2 separate regions of the Homo sapiens genome follow, and region 2 is linked to region 1. A link is an interaction called in ENCODE POLR2A ChIA-PET data of the cell type or tissue named here. Cell type or tissue: Panc1. All regions are shown on one strand. Each heading gives the region's core, and the rest is flanking DNA. Links, peaks and the distances in the headings are about the cores only.

Region 1 (2,914 bases), core at 113-2,612:
GTCGCAGTTTGAATTTCCCCTCGCTGGCTCCCTTTTCGGGACCCACTCCTTTCTTGGCTGGGTTGTACGAAGTCCCGGACCTCGCGTTTAGTTTGTCCGTCTATATCTGTTGTAACTCCTCCCAGTCCCCTCGGACTTGAGCGCCGGCAGCCTCCCTCCTTCCCCGCAGCGCCCACCCCAGGGCCATTTATGTCCGCAAGTCCGGTGACCTCTAGCGCCCGATCGCCCAGCAGGAGACTGGGAGCCCCGAGTCGGATGTGCTGCCGGGCTCAGGTCCCGCAGGAGACCCACCTGGAGTTCCTCGCTCCCGCCCCTTGTCCTGCGGGGAGGGCGGGCTCCTTTACTGATGAGCAGCGGTGTCGCACTCCCGCCTCCCTCCAACACTCCGGGCCAAGGAGATGGCCCAGAGCTGGCTGGGGAAGGACCTTCTCCCGGGGAAGAGGCCTCTCGCCTCCCCGAGGGTTCAGGAGTAATTGGCTTGCAGTTCTTTCTCCTTTGGACCCCCTCGAGGCTTCCGTGGCCCACAGTGACTGATCGGCCACTTGGAAAGATGATTGGATAGGGTGAGTGTGTTTCACCTCCAGCAGCGCGGATGGACAATGGCGCTGTGAACGTCTCACCCCTCAAATCTGAGGCGAGACCCGAGGCGAGCGCTTGGCCTTCCCTGAACTGGTGGCCTGAACCGTGAATTAAAATGCTTTCCTATAAAAGCTCAAGGACCTAGAGGACAATATCCCTAAAATCTCCTTTTCAGTAGGCGCTCTGATCTCCACAGCAGGGGTGTCTTCTTTATCCCGCTTGCGTTCAGACAAGCGTTTGCTGCGTCCCTTTAGAGGGCAAGGCAACCGTCGAGGGCCACGTCGTGGGCATCAAACAAATTGGGAAAGGCCAGGGCCGTTGGCCTGGTGGAGTTTAACGTCCAGTCTGGAAGACAAGACAAAGGAAGAGGGAAAACACACATCCTCAGATCCCCAACCTTTAAATTGGTGTTAGAAGGATGTTTGCGGAGGACAAGTCAATTTCTTAAGGATCATTCAATGGTTAATTCCCCATGATGGGCATATCTACTTTTAATAAAACTATATAATGGCAAACTAAAATAAGGGCAAGCATGTGACTGCAGGAGATAGAAATTGAACTAATTCAAGTCAGAAATTATCTTTTAAGAAAAAAGCTAAAATTAATGAAAGTTAATAGCACTTTACAGTGTTCACATATTACTTTATTTACTTATTATTTATTTGTCTGTTTATTTTAGAGACAGGGTCCCTCTCTGTTGCCCAGGCTGGAGTGCAGTGGCATGATGGTGGCTCACTGCAGCCTGGAACTCCTGGGCTCAAGCAATTCTCTCGACATGTCACTTTGTAGGTTTCAGAATCTTCTCACATTCTTCATGTCATCTGATCTTCACAACCTTGTGAGGTGAGCAGGACAGACATATTGGTCCCCATTTTACAGAAGAGGAAACTGAGGCTCAAAGTGATACAGCTATTAAGTGGAAGGGTCAGGACTAGAACTCAGGCCACTGACTCCTTGTCCAGTGTTTTCTGCCTGCAGCTCATTTGTAATTATTATTGTAGTGTGTGATCTTTTTGAAAAGAATCAAAGCCCATCTTAGCCTGCAGTCTGTCTTTAATCCTTCCCTGAGACTGGATTCTGCATCTAAGAGGCGGAGGTAGAAGCAGTTTAGCTCCCAGAAGAAATAAAGTCAGAGCCTATAGAGAGTGGGCTTTGGGTACCGGCATCCAGGGCAAATTAACAAACCCTCTGGAAAGTCCCCTGACAGACCAGGTTTTGCCTCCTCCTCCGCCCCTCCTCCACCTTTCCAGGGCCCACAAATGGCCTGGTGGCACCCGAAAAGGTCTGACTGCCAGTGACATAGACCAGGTGGCTGACGTGCTGAGGTGGTGGTGATCAGAGGGCAGCTGTGGGGATAATTAATTGGTATTTGTTGTTCCCCCTCTGACCGAGAATGCTTTTTATGCAAACTTCCCCAATATTAAATTGATCTCGATAATCACCGCTAAACAAAGATTGGCAGCGTTTCCTTAAGCTCCTGCCCACACGCTGCTAAGGGGTTTATGGCCTTGTTTTCCAAAGTTAATTCCTCTGGAACTGCCCAGCTCCTCCTAATAAGTCCAGGTGAGGTTAGCTTTTATTTACTGTTTGTTTCAGAGTCTGGGGAAAAAAGCAGAAAAGACTTCAACAGCCACTGGCGAGGGCAGGGGTGGTGGTGATGGGGGTGGGGGAGACAGGGCAGAGGAGGACAAGGGGGAGTTGGGGCTTCCTTTGTGCAGGACATAAAGAGCTAGTCAGTACCATTGTGGGCACGGTGGAGGGTACTCCAAGCAATCAGCCGGGGGTCATTGTTAGGGGCTAATCTACGTGTGTATTTCCCAAGAACTCGATTAGGGAAGATGAATGGACTGGGCCATGTCCCTAATTCTTCTAGCATGAAGCTGCATTTTTCCAGCAGTTAGGCTAGCTCATAATCAGCCCTGCTTCAGCAACAGTAAGGAGCCTGGCTTCTGAACCCCACCTCTGATTAATTCATTAATTCATTAGATGGATCAAAGAAAACCCCTCCTTCCATCCCCCACCTGCGGCCAACCTTAGACACAGCTAAAGCCCCATTAAACTTCGGATGGTTGGGAGACACACATTTCCAAACGTGAGGAAGTTGTAGTATAAAGCGACTCCTTGATCGTGGCTGTATGGAGAAGGTCCAATTTCTGGAAGTATTCTGGATGAACAGTCTCACCTACAACACGGGGGAGACATGCATATCCCTGTGCACTGGACGGAGAAGGAGAGGGAGAGCGGTGAATTAAGGACATTCAGCCACAGTCTCTAGTCATTTCACCTCTCAGCGATGTTTTACATTAGGGTGAAAATGTCTGTGGAAAGGCCTATG
Region 2 (2,914 bases), core at 293-2,792, 170 kb before region 1:
CTAAAAACAAGGGATGCTGCAAGGAGACCCACACAGACTTTCCCTTATCTTATTTGCTGCATGGGGCAGGTAGAAAGACATCTAGGTTCTATTGGTGCTAGTAGGGGTGGTGGCGGGGATTCACCCCAGGCAGGCGGTTGTTCTGCCCGATGCCTGCCCAGGGCTAAGGCTTGTGGCCAGCACACTCCCCCATCAGGGCTCCCTTGAGTAACCTGAAGGTCCCCTGTGCTCAGGAGGATTGCTCAACCACTGAACTTCTACTATTATCATTAACAGTAACAAAACATAATCAATAATCCACAAAACTGCACTCCTAACTCCTTTCTTTCTGAAATCACATTCCTATCTAGGTTTAGGGAAAAAAAGACAGGAAAGTGTGTGTGAAGTTAAATATTTGTGTATCCACGTATGCATTCCGGTCACTGAAGAAATAAAGGATAGTATAAAACATAGATCCAACCCTCAGAAGCAATTTCAGAGTGGTGAGGGAGAGAAAAGAATCACAAAGGGCAAAGCAAGCCTGTGTGACCATCTCCAGAGTAATGTAGACAGAGGATGTAGGAACTCTGAGCACAAGTGGCTTTTTTCTCCCATCCCCAAGAGGGCGAGGAGGGACGAAGGAGCCAGGAGGGAGTCTGCTCAGCTGCACCGTTCCTAGCATGTGGCAGGTGCACAGCAAGTGTTTCTCCAAGGGAAGTAACAGGGCATCCAGGAAACTCTTACGCTCCCTCACTCTGAGCCATGTTGCTTATTTCCATACTGATTGACCTTAAAATGGATTTGTGTGCATGTGAAATTTGTCATGCTTACAAGAGGGTGTATAATGTACTTTTATAGCTCAAAGAAAAATAAATAACCATGGACCTGCCACCCATTTTAAGAAATAAAACATTTCCAAGCCCCTTGGATCTCCCTGGGAGCCCCACTCCAATCATTCTCTGTTCACTTTCTTCAGAGGTAATCACTGTCCTGAATCTCAATTGTCTATTACTTCTTTTCTTTTCTTTTTGTTTTTCCCTTCCTTCCTTCCTTCCTTCCTTCCTTCCTTCCTTCCTTCCTTCCTTCCTTCCTTCCTTCCCTCCCTCCCTCCCTCCCTCCCTCCTTCCTTCCTTCCTTCCTTCCTCTCTCTCTCTCTCTCTCTCTCTCTTTCTTTCTTTCTTTCTTTCTTTCTTTCTTTCTTTCTTTCTTTCTTTCTTTCTTTCGTTCGTTCTCTCTTTCTTTCTTTCTTTCTTGACAGTCTCGCTCTGTCACCCAGGCTGAAGCATGATCTTGGCTCACTGCAACCTCCGCCTCCTGGGTTGAGGTGATTCTTCTGCTTCAGCCTACTGAGTAACTGGTATTATGGGTGCCTGCCACCACACTTGGCTATTTTTTGTACTTTTAGTAGAGATGGGATTTCACCACATTGGCCAGGCTGGTCTCGAACTCCTGACCTCAAGTGATCCACCTGCCTCAGTCTCCCAAAGTGCTGGGATTGCAGGCGTGAGCAACTGCGCCCAGCCACTATTACTCATTTTCATTCACTTCAGAGTTTTACCACAAATGCATGTATCCCTAAGCTTTTGCTTATTTAGATTTGCCTGTGTTTTAAACTTACATAAACTTAATCATACTGCTACTTGCTTTTGATCTAATATAATGCTTTTGAGGTATATCCATGTTGATACATGTGGGAATAAAATATTTTTTATATTTAATATTTCATTGCTTGAATGCATCATAATTTATCCATTTTACTGTGGATGAGCATTTTGGTTGTTTGCAGTTTTGTTAGTGGAATAATGCTACTATAAACATTCTGTGTGTGTCTCCAGATGTGGGTGTGTGAGAGTTTCTCTAGAATACATACCTAGGGGCAGATTGATGCTTCACAGGTTTGCGCATCTTCAATTGTACTTAATAATGCTCATCTTCTTCCACAGTGGTCCTACCAATTTACTCTCTCACCAGCAGAGACTGAGAGCTTTTGTTGCCCTGAATCTTTAACCCTTCTTGTCAGACTTTTAAATTTGGTTCAATCTGGGCAGTATGAAATCTCATTATGGGTTTTGGTTGTATTCCCTCCCTAGTTACTAATGAGGTTAAAAAATGTTTTATATGTTTATTATGCATCCATGTTATTTATGTGAAATGCCTTTTGTTAAAGCCTTTTTTTTAGAGAATTATAGGATTTCTTTTATATTCTGGAAACTAGTTCTTGATTTACGTATTCTAAGTATCTTCTCTCAATTCATGGTATGTTTTATCTCTCTCTTTTAATGGTATCTTTTGATTTGAAAAAGTTCTTAATATTAATGTAATTAAAATTTTCAATATTCTGTTTATTTATTTATTTTCTTAGAAAGGGTCTCACTCTGTCACCCAGGCTGAGTGCAGTGGTACAATCACAGCTCACTGCAGTCTTGATCACCTATGCTCAGAAAATCCTTCTGCCTCAGCCTCCCCAGTAGCTGGCACTACAGGCACACACCACCACGCCCAGCTAATTTTTTAGTTTTTGAAGAGACAGGTGTCTTGCTCTTTTCCCCAGGCTAGTCTCGAACTCCTGGACTCAAGCGATCTTCCCTTCTTTTTTTTTTTTTTTTTTTGAGATGGAGTCTCACTCTGTCACCCAGGCTGGAGTGCAGTGGTGTGATCTCAGCTCACTGCAACCTCTGCCTCCTGGGTTCAAGTGATTCTCATGCCTCAGCCTCCCCAGTAGCTAGGATTACAGGCGTGCACCACCATGCCCAGCTAATTTTTGTATTTTTAGTAGAGACAAGGTTTAGCCATGTTGGCCAGGCTGGTCTCGAACTCCTGACCTCAAGTGATCCGGCCCCCTCAGCCTCCCAAAGTGCTGGGATTACAGTTGTGAGCCACCATGCCTGGCCTCCTTTTTCTTTTTTTTTTTTTTTTACTTTTCATATGAAAAATA

The links. Peaks named below come from ENCODE experiments on the same cell type or tissue, not always from the same donor. Only the 100,000 strongest peaks of a DNase experiment are listed, where the experiment ranks them.
Region 2: POLR2A ChIA-PET joins it to region 1 with 10 read pairs; 2 of 35 experiments call an interaction of 5 or more read pairs at or near these places.

Annotation. Positions count from the first base shown.
Region 1 is chr18:59,273,939-59,276,852 of GRCh38, forward strand. No RefSeq gene overlaps it. Among named protein-coding and RNA genes, the nearest start is that of RAX, 1.9 kb to the left of the region's middle. In Panc1, for the core only: no CTCF peak of the experiment used is centred there; no DNase peak of the experiment used is centred there.
Region 2 is chr18:59,101,398-59,104,311 of GRCh38, forward strand. No RefSeq gene overlaps it. Among named protein-coding and RNA genes, the nearest start is that of SEC11C, 37 kb to the right of the region's middle. In Panc1, for the core only: no CTCF peak of the experiment used is centred there; no DNase peak of the experiment used is centred there.